2 separate regions of the Homo sapiens genome follow, and region 1 is linked to region 2. Evidence: read pairs that join two places in POLR2A ChIA-PET (ENCODE). Cell type or tissue: GM12878. All regions are shown on one strand. Each heading gives the region's core, and the rest is flanking DNA. Links, peaks and the distances in the headings are about the cores only. Region 1 overlaps ENTPD1-AS1 (ENTPD1 antisense RNA 1). Region 2 holds the start of BLNK (B cell linker).

Region 1 (5,387 bases), core at 135-5,134, 380 kb before region 2:
TATTAACAGTAGCCAAAAATGGGAAACAACTGAAATGTCCACTGTGAACCCTGAATATCTGAGATAGGTCTCAGTTAATTTAGAAAGTTTATTTTGCCAAAGTTGAGGACATGTGCCTGTGAGACAGCCTCAGGAGGTCCTGATGACATGTGGCCAAGATAGAGCACAGTTTGGTTTTATACATTTTAGGGAGACATGAGACATAAATCAAATATATAAGATGAACACTGGTTTTGTCTGGAAAGGTGGGACAACTCAAAGCTGGGAGGGGGCTTCCAGGTCATAAGTAGATAAGAGACAAATGGCTGCATTCTTTTGAGTTTCTGATTAGCCTCTCCAAAGGAAGCAATCAGATATGCATTTATCTCAGTGAGTAGAGGGGTGACTTTGAATACAATGGGAGGCCGGTTTGCCCTAAGCAGTCCAGGCCTGACTTTTCCCTTTAGCTTAGTGATTTTGGGGCCCCAAGATTAATTTTCCTTTCACACCACCTACTGATGAATAGGTAGACAAAATGTGGTATATCCATATAATGTACTATTATTCAGCAAAAACACAAATGAACTACTGATATATGCTGTATATCATGGACAAACCTCAAAAACATTATGCTAAACGAAAGAAGCCAAACACAAGAGACCAATATTGTATGATTCCATTTATATGAAATGTCCACATGAGACAAATCTCTAGAGACAGAAACTACATTAATTGTTGCCTGGGGTGGGGGAATAGGAATGAACAATTCATGAACATGAAGGTTCTTATTAGGGAGATAGAAGTGTTTTAAAACTGATGTACAGTAATAGATGCATAAATAGGTAAATTTAATAAAAATCATTAAATTGTATGCTTGAAGTGGGTGAATTATATGGTATGTTAAATACCTAACCAACAAACAAATGGAAACACATCCCATGTACATGGATGGGTAGATTCAATATTGTGAAAATGACCATACCGCCAAAAGCAATCTGTAAATTCAATGCATTCCCATCAAAATACCACTGTCATTCTTCACAGAACTAGAAAAAACAATCCTAAGATGCATATGGAACCAAAAAAGAGCCCACATAGTCAAAGCAAGACTAAGCAAAAAGAACAAATCTGGAGATATCACATTACCCGACTTCATACTATAAGGCCATAATAACCAAAACAGCATGGCACTGGTATAAAAAGAGGCACATAGACCAATGGAATAGAAGAGAGAACCCAGAAATAAAGTCAAACACTTACAGCCAACTGATCTTCAACAAAGCAAACAAAAACATAAAGTGGGGAAAGGATACCCTATTCAACAAATTGTGCTGGGATAATTGGCAAGCCACATGTAGAAGAATGAAACTGGATCCTCATCTCTTACCTTATACAAAAATCAATTCAAGATGGATAAAAGACTTAAATCTAAGACCTAAAACCATAAAAATTCTAGAAGATAACATTGGAAAAACCCTTTTAGACATCGGCTTAGGCGAAGACTTCATAACCAAGAACCCAAAAGCAAATGTAACAAAGATAAATAGATGGGACTTAATTAAGCTAAAAAGCTTCTGCACAGCAAGATAATAATAATAATAATAATAATAATAGTAATCAGCAGAGTAAACAGACAACCCACAGAGTGGGAGAAAATCTTTGCAATCTATGCATCCAATGAAGGACTAATATCCAGAATCTACAGGAACTCAAACAAATTAGCAAGAAAAAAACAAACAGTCCCATCAAAAAGTGGGCTAAGGACATGAATAGACAATTCTCAAAATAAGATATACAAATGGCCAACGAACATATGAAAAAATGCTCAACATCACTGATTATCAGGGAAATGCAAATCAAAACCACAATGCAATACTACCTTACTCCTGCAAGAATAGCCATAATCAAAAAAATAAAAATAAATAGATGTTGGTGTGGATGTGGTGAAAAGGGAACACTTTTACACTGCTGGTGGGAATGTAAATTAGTACAACCACTATGAAAAACAGTGTGGAGATTCCTTAAAGAACTAAAAGTAGAACTACATTTGATCCAGCAATCCCACTACTGGGTATCTACCCAGAGGAAAAGAAGTCATTATACAAAAAAGATACTTACACACACTTGTTTACAGCAGCACAATTCACAATTGCAAAATCTGCAAAAATATGGAACCAGTACAAATGCCCATCAATCAACGAGTGGATAAAGAAAATGTGGTGTGTATACACACACACACAAACACACACACACACACACACCCACGAGGGAATACCACTCAGCCACAACAAGGAATGAAATAATGGCATTTGTAGCAACCTGGATGGAACTGGAGACCATTATTCTAAGTGAAGTAACTCAGGAATGGAAAACCAAATATCGTATGTTCTCACTCATAAGTGGGAGCTAAGCTATGAGGACACAAAGGCATAAGAATGATACAATGAACTTTGGGGACTTGGGGGAAAGGCTGGGAGAGGGGATGAGGGATAAAAGAGTATACATTGGGTACAGTGTACACTGCTTGGGTGATGGGTGCACCAATATCTCAGAAATCACCACTAAAGAACTTCTGCACGTAAGCAAACATCACCTGTTCCCCAAAAACTATTGAAATAAAAAATATTAAAATGAATAAACATCATATATAATTTGGTTTATCCAGTAAATGACTAACTTTAAGAGAAATTCACAAATTGATTTTAAATGATTTAAATTTTTGTAACAAATTAGAATCCCTTATGCTTGATAAAACAATTAGTAAAACTAAGTAGAATCAAGTAATCTTTTCTGCATTTTAGTGTTCCTGATTCTTTTGAGCAAATATAGAAGGCCTGAAGACAATTTCATTTTAGAGTTTAAGAATTTTTCAGAATTTGTTTGATCCAAATCCCTCCATGTACTGGGGTCACTTGTGACAAGAAAAAAGAAAACCTTGACCATGGTCACATGGTAAGTCGGTAGCAGAACTAGACAAAAACTCAGCTCTCCTGATTTCTAATCTAATACTTTTTTCATTATCCCATGCAACCTCCCACATTTTCAGAACAGAAACAGAAAAATTAGAAGGAGAAAAGTAACCCAAACTCATAGGACTGTATCTTTTTTGGATTCCTACAAATACTCTTAAGCTTTGTTTCAGGAAGCAGTTACTTGGAAACAGTTTGATCCTTTCAGGTCTCGCTGTTAAGACTTATTAGGTAAGATCAGAGTAGTGTTTAGTCTAGAGTTCATTCCCCACTATTGAGACAAGGCCCTTCTGAACTCTACCCAGCATCCTGTGAATTATGAGGTTTTCCATAGATCAGAGTAGTGTTTAGTCTAGAGCTCATTATTCCTTACTATTATGAGGTTTTCCATAGATCAGAGTAGTGTTTAGTCTAGGGCTCATTATTTCCCACTATTGAGACAAGGCTCTTCTGAATGCTACCCAGTATCCTGTGAATTATGAGGTTTTCCATAACCTCATAATGGCTGGTGGGAAAAGTCCCTATTGCCAGCCCTAAGTGAGCTCCAAGTACTGTTCCTTCTAATCTTCTAGAGTAGCTCTTTCTCCAGCCTCAGGTACTTTCCTGAAATGCAGGGAAACCTTCTGCATTCCAGGAAAGTATCTGAGGGTTGGTAAAGAGTACCCTAGAATACTCTCCCTGGGCAGTACTCTCTTGTCCAGTGCTAGCTGCCTTGGTTTCCCAGGCGTCTCAGTTCTGTCCCCTTAACTTGGCAGTGACTTGCTCCATCATGATTCCCACTTTCTGCACCATGACCTGGAAACTCTCTCAAGGCAGCAAGCTGGAACATTTCTCAGAGATCACTGTCCTTCATTGCCTGATATCCAACTTCTTGGAAATTGTTGTTTCATATATTTTCTTCACTTTTTTTTTTGTTGTTTCAGGTGGGAGGGTTAATCTGGTCCCTGTTACTTCCTCTTATCTGAAAGCAGAAGTCCCAGTGGCGTCATTTTTTTTTTCTTACTCTGAAATCTTGGGTCTAACAACTCTCTCCTACTTTATGAATTGGCTAATAACAATTCCTTTTCTTTTAATAGCCTTTTCTTTTATCTGTTCTCATAATGAGAAGCACAATTAAATGCTTATAAAGCTTTGGTAAGAGGTACTTGGCAAAAATAAACAATTTAAGTATGATGACTACTGACAAAGACTCTCCTTAAGCAAAATTTAGTCAGGTTCCTTTGAGCCCATTCTCTACTAGGCCCGGTACTTGGGCCTTGTCCTCAAGAGCAAGAATCCTGTTAAGTCAGTTTTGTAAGAATCCCATCCTCATATCTGACCTCCTTCAATATCTGATCAAATTCCTCATCCTCCATTGCCCCCGAGGTGTTGTCTGATCATCCTGGCCTGCCTTCAGCAAGAATCCTGTTAGGTCTGTTTAACCAGAATTACCTCTTACCTTGATGTTTCCTCCTAGGAATTTTCCATCCACCGACCCCACTCTGTTCCTTGGTATGAATCCCCCCTTATTCTTCTTCTTTTCAGAACTGAGCACAGTTCTATACTCAAGTCCCTTACTTTATTCCAATAGTTCCTGAGTAAAATCTATTTTTTACTGCTTTCTTTACTGTCTAGCTCTGGTTTTAATACTATGTCTAATTTTACATAAAAATCCTTTATCACATATTCCACACTTTGAAACTCTAGCACTATCAACACCTAAGCTGAAAATGGTCTCTTATCCCTTAAAATTAAGGTTGTAAAAGTATTAAACTAAACAATAAAAAAAAAATCCACCTTGTTGTCATTGGCTCTAATTCTATATACTCCAAATACAAACAACTGTAGTGATTATGTCCCATTTAAGATTCTCTGCATTCCCTTTCCACATATTGGGAATTATTTCTATAAAGGCAGTAAGCAGGGTCAATGAAAACTTTAATCATTGCATTTTGGAGCCAAAGGGGACCTCAGAAAATCAATTTCTAATTGCTGTCTTTGTGGAGGTCAAAAACTGAAGTCTTGAAAGAATTTAACTGTCTTACTACTATATTATAGGAGACATGAGACTCAGTCATTATCCATCTTGAATTTTTAGTGATTTAAAATGTAGTATTATAGGCCGGGTGCGGTGGCTCACGCCTGCAATCTCAGCACTTTGGGAGGCTGAGGCGGGCGGATAACGAGGTCAGAAGATCGAGACCATCCTGGCTAACACAGTGAAACCTTGTCTCTACTAAAAATACATACAAAAAATTAGCCGGGCGTGGTGGCGGGCACCTGTAGTTCCAGCTACTCAGGAGGCTGAGGCAGGAGAATGGCATGAACCCGGGAGGCGGAGCTTGCAGTGAGCCGAGATCGCACCATTACACTCCAACTGGGGCGACAGTGCGAGACTCCATCTCAAAAAAAAAAAAAAGAAAGAAAATTTAGTATTACCATTGAACTCAACACTTGAAA
Region 2 (5,387 bases), core at 55-5,054:
AGTTCTACATTATGGAATATGTCTGAAAACAAAAAAAAAAAAACATTTGGAATCCTCCTGTTCATTCAGAGGAAGGTGCCTAGTTAGTTTCTTTGCCATGTCTTTCTGCCCTCTCTTTCCCTCTTCCTTCTCACTGCCATGTCCCAAGTCCAGGCCTACAACCCTGGATGCTTGGGTTACTTAAGCGCTCCTCCCTCCCACCAGATCCCTGCCTCCAGTGTCCCTCCCACTCCAACGCATCCTACCAGGCTCCTTTAAGCCTACTGTCATGACATTGCTAACAGCTAACAGCATAACCTGTTCTCCAACTCCCTATGGTCAGGGCACTCACCATCCTTTGCAACCTGGACCCACCTTATTTGTCCAATCATACCAGGACCTTCAGGTCCCACATTCCCTACTCTTTAGTTTCTGCTGGACAGAAAACTCTCCTCACTATCCCACAAATGGACCGTACTTGTGTTAAGCTTTGAGTGACAGCCTCTGTATTTCCTCCCTCCCAGCACATAACATGTTTCCTCCAATTCTCCAGTATTTTATAATTTTACCCACCTCTCAAAGCCTACCTCTTAAAAGTATCTTCTCTATGAAACCTCCTCCTGCTACTCTAAGTCTCTTCTTACATTCCTTCTGTCGCTTACAGCTTCCATTGTATCACCCCCGCCCCTCATGAGGGTGTAGCTATTTGAGACCAAGGGCAAGAATGAGGTGCCTTCTTGTCCCGTCAGTGCTGATCACACAGCAGCACTCAACAGCATGTTCTTGAAATGGTTGAACACAGCTGATGTTGCCTACTGATCCCAGATCATTGATGCATTTCACATTACCTTTTACCAAGCACCTCCTAGGCATAAGACCTGTATTCTACTGTGAAGGGTTGTCCCTCTGCCAATCCAGACTTTCTCTTAAATATTGTCTCAAAAGCTTCAATTCTCTGGCTCATTGTTATCTGTGATTACTTGTCTGCTACATGTGTCACATCACCCCCTGAACATTTGGCTAAGTTCTAATATGTAGTCAGAATAGAAAACACTCCCTGAACAGAGGGGAACATCACACACCGGGGCCTGTCAAGGTGGGGGACTAGGGGAGGGAGAGAATTAGGAGAAATACCTAATGTAGATGACAGGTCGATGGGTGCAGCAAACCACCATGGGATGTGTATACCTATGTAACAAACCTGCACCTTCTGCACATGTACCCCAGAACTTAAAAGTATAATAAAAAAAAAAAACTGTTAAAAAATGTGAAAAAAAAACTGCACTCCCAGAACTTTAAAAGTTCCAGTCTCTGAAAGCCATGATGCCATTACAATGAGACAAAAAGAAGACCTTCAAAAGCAAAATTTGGGGAAGTTGTCTTTTCCATAGCTCCTTGACTCACGCCCATGGGGCCGCTTCTGGTTTATTCTTTTTGAGAGGCTTGTTATGGATATTGTTACATTGACATGAGGGCATTGGAAAGACAGATCTAATCCCCCCAAACACACTTGTCATATACACCCACAAAATAAATGAGACAATAAAACAATGAATAACAAATGATTACAGCTATCCTTAAAATTAAATAGTAACCTGCAATAAAATGGGTGAGGACTCAGTTTAGAGAAACCCTTCCTTAGAAAAGTTGGTTGCATTCAGATTCTAAAAGTTGACCTTCAGTAGAATCTAAGCCCTTGGCATTTGTTTTATTATCTTTCCAGAGCTTTACACTTTATTGTAAGAGGCAGCTAAAGCAAGTCTCTCTTGTTCCTACACATTTCTTTAAGAACTCAGTTCACTTCCCTATAGCAAGTGCCACCCAATGCTTTCCCTAAAAGCTCAGTCCACTTCCCTATAGTAAGTGCCACCCACTGGAAACTAGCAAAGCATTCCAGGATTTCAGTATTTCTGAGATGCCATAAGAGCACTGGGGGGAAAAAAAGGAGATGAAGAAGGGTATTGGGTGGGGAAAATCTTACCTCAACTTCTGACTGGCGGGGACGGTTATTTTATTAAGCTTGTCCATTCTGTTTGGTAATTGTAAGAGACACGAATAACTGTCCAGTGGTCACGTCAGCAGTTCCTGGCCCTCCTAGGGAGCAGCATGGTAAGCCTCTGGTCTCAAGGGTTCCGGCCACTCAAGTCTGATTTCTGAGAGTGCAGGCTGCTGGCAAACACCCCTGCTCTAGGGAGAAGTAAAACTTGCCCGAGCACATAGTCAAGTTTCATGTTTCTACATAATCATGTGATCTGGATAGCCAGCCAGCTTGGTGATTACTCCACTTTGTGTAAACTTTAATAATGAAACCTATTGGGCAGGCAAATTTCTTTCCAGCTGCTTTCTTTTACAATCAGATTTGTAACCAGGTTAGGACAAGTTTCTGGCTGGTCACTACTTCCTGTTTGTCCCAAACACATATAGTCTGTTTCCAGCAGGTGCATGCTATAACTGGGAACTTCCTGGGCTCAAGGAAAAGCAGAGTAATCAAGTCCATCTGAACCTCTCTTGGAGACTTTCTGCTTATTTGCATAAAGTTATGGATAAGCTTTTTCTACTTATAGAACCATTATATAAAAATGGCATTTTTGTGCTTTTTCCTACCCCCCGATGCGGGCAATACGTTTAAAAATAAATATCAGGTTGTCAGTGGCATGGTGGTAACAGTTTACTCAGAGAATTAGAGTATCTCTTTTTCTGGAGCTCTATTTAAAATGGGATGGGCAATTCTCTGTTCATCTGGGGGTAGGGATGGATGACTCAGGAAAGGGGAGATGAACTCTATCGTCAGATGTGCAGCCTCCTTATTGCCTGATAGAGTCAGGAGTTACCTCGCCGATAGCCAGATGCTTTCAAACAAACCAGGATGTACCCAAAAGTCAGATGAGAACAAATCTAACAGTTTCACAACAATGCAATTCCTACATCAGGCCATTCTGAAGTCCTAAAAGCAGAATGCCATTCCCCTCCTTGCATTTGCCTCTTTCTGTCCTGTCCACCACTTGCTCATCACACCCAGTGACACGCCAGACACGAGGCCATCTCAAGGTCAGACAGGTGGGGTGAGGCTGGGAGGAGGGAGCCATACCTGTAGGGGCTGAACCTATTCAGAGAACTCTACTTCCCTCCTGGAAGACTTTATATTTCCTTCTGCCTAATCTGAAAAATGCTGATTTACCTGTTGTTTAAAGAGCAGCCCGCAGTCCAGGGTCAAGGAGGAAGAAAATGGGAGGGAAGTGACCTTTTGTACCTGGACACACTTTTCTGCAGCCATTGAGAATGCCCTGCTCACCCTTGTGGAATAAAGTACACGTTTCCAACATTTATCAAGGGAACCAGTCTTCTCCTGGGTCAGAATACACAGCAGGACAAAGTAAAGAGCTCTCAGTTACCTCTCCTGTTGCAGACCCAAGATCTGGCTGAAGACAGTGGGGAAAGAGGAGAAGACAGAAGAGGAGAAGGAGGTGGAGGAAGAGGAGGAGGAGGAGGAGGAAGAAGCGGAGGAGGAGGAGGAAGAAGAAGCGGAGGAGGAGGAGACAGAGGAGGAGGGGGAGAAGGAACAGCGGCAGTGGTAGAGGTGGAAACCGTGGATGGATTTCTTCCCTCCTGTGCCTCTTCTTTGCACAAATGGATGTTCTGTCTTTTTCCAGGTAACCTTGATTATTCACATTCATCACTGCCTATGAATTTCTGGTTTGACCAGATGTTTAGGAGCAGAATCTTCAGAGCTGTTGAAGGGTGGGGCCCTTCTGCTTGGCCAGGACACTGACTTGGCCAGGCCAGCAAGAGAGCAGACAATGTTGCATGAGAAAAATGCAAGTGCTTGTCTCCTGCCATCATTCATTTTCCCCAATCTGGCTGCTCAATTTTCTTGCAGTGCATCCTGAAGGAGCTCTAGACCCTGCCTCCTCCTCTCCCATAGTTCCTAACTGAAAGAAACAAGTAGACTAGGATGGTAAAGGCACATACAATGTCATCAAAGATCAGGAAATTCAGGCTTCACTGAATGAAATGATAATAGTCAGCTCGTTCTTTCTGAATTATTGTAAAATGCACCCCATAAGTCACTTGACTTTTCTCTCCACCAACAACTTTGCTCAACACCTGGCTGACAACTTCATATTTCCCCAGAGAAAAAGACCAGAGGCAAAGGTTACACTTCTGCTTTTTCTTTTTACAGCCACTGGTCTTTCTTCTTTTTACTGTATTTAGTCTAACATGATGAAAATGAGAGACTGTGTTTCCAGACTGGACATTTTACCCCATGTGAAATACAGTGTGACAGCCTAATGTTCCAGGCCTGCCACAACTGCTTTGGCTTCTAAGTTGCTCCATGACTAAATGAAAATTTTAAATTATTTGACTCTAATTTTGAAGTGGGGAAAACCTGTTTTTTTTTTTTTTTTTTTTTTTTTTTTTTGAGACGGAGTCTTGCTGTCACCCAGGCTGGAGTGCAGTGGCACGATCTTGACTCACTGCAAGCTCCGCCTCCTGAGTTCACACCATTCTCCTGCCTCAGCTTCCTGAGTAGCTGGGACTACAGGCACCCGCCACCATGCCTGGCTAATTTTTTGTATTTTTTAGTAGAGACAAGGTTTCACCGTGTTAGCCAGGATGGTCTCGATCTCCTGACCTCGTGATCCGCCCGCCTCGGCCTCCCAAAGTGCTGGGATTACAGATGTGAGCCACCACACCTGGCCGGGGAAAACCTTTTTAAGCAAAACACAAAAAGGAAAAACAGTGGTAAATCTAGATACATATAAATTTAAACTTTTATGTGACAAATGCACCATAAATGAAAGTCAAAATACAAATGACAGGCCCCATAACTGGATTACCAAAAAGGTTAATGCAAAGATGGAAACTGATGATACCAAGCCTTAGTTGGTAACTTATAAAAGGAATGAAACCACACAACGTGGTTCCACAGCGCACACAGAACGATATACCATGATAAGCCTTTAAGGTCGGTCTACATAGCACAGTGGACATGGAAATTAATGAATCACTAGATTCACAGATGAGAAATTGACAATCCCAACCTTAAAGAAAATTTGGAGTGCCTATACACTGTTGCTAAAAGTATAAGGTGCAATGGTTTGGAAACAGTTTGGTATTTTCCAATAAATTTGATGGCATGCATACCTATGACCCAGCATGGATCACAGATATTGCGGAGCACTCCTAACTCTGTATATCAAAGCATGTGCTAGAATTTTCACTGAAGCACCATTTCTTTTCTTTTCTTCTTCTTCTTTTTTTTTTTTAAGATGGAGTCGCACTCTGTTGCTCAGGCTGGAGTGCAATGGTGCGATCTTGGCTCACTGCAACCTCCGCCTCCCAGGTTCAAGCAATTCTCCTGTCTCAGCCCCCCTGTAGCTGGGAATAGAGTTGCATGCCACCATGTC

Evidence for each region. Peaks named below come from ENCODE experiments on the same cell type or tissue, not always from the same donor. Only the 100,000 strongest peaks of a DNase experiment are listed, where the experiment ranks them.
Region 1: POLR2A ChIA-PET joins it to region 2 with 5 read pairs; 2 of 35 experiments call an interaction of 5 or more read pairs at or near these places.

What each region holds. Positions count from the first base shown.
Region 1 is chr10:95,892,351-95,897,737 of GRCh38, forward strand. All of the region lies in intron 2 of ENTPD1-AS1 (ENTPD1 antisense RNA 1), which reads right to left. Among named protein-coding and RNA genes, the nearest start is that of CC2D2B, 13 kb to the right of the region's middle. RefSeq lists a silencer at 3,829-4,029. In GM12878, for the core only: no CTCF peak of the experiment used is centred there; no DNase peak of the experiment used is centred there.
Region 2 is chr10:96,269,392-96,274,778 of GRCh38, forward strand. It overlaps BLNK (B cell linker), which reads right to left and starts at 2,178. Exons shown (of 17, transcript NM_013314.4): 1 at 1,961-2,178. The coding sequence starts at 2,007. RefSeq lists enhancers at 924-1,043, 1,074-1,123, 3,233-3,332, 3,819-3,868, 3,999-4,058. In GM12878, for the core only: no CTCF peak of the experiment used is centred there; DNase peaks (open chromatin) are centred at 2,230 and 4,150; H3K4me3 peaks cover 4,812 bases; H3K27ac peaks cover 5,000 bases.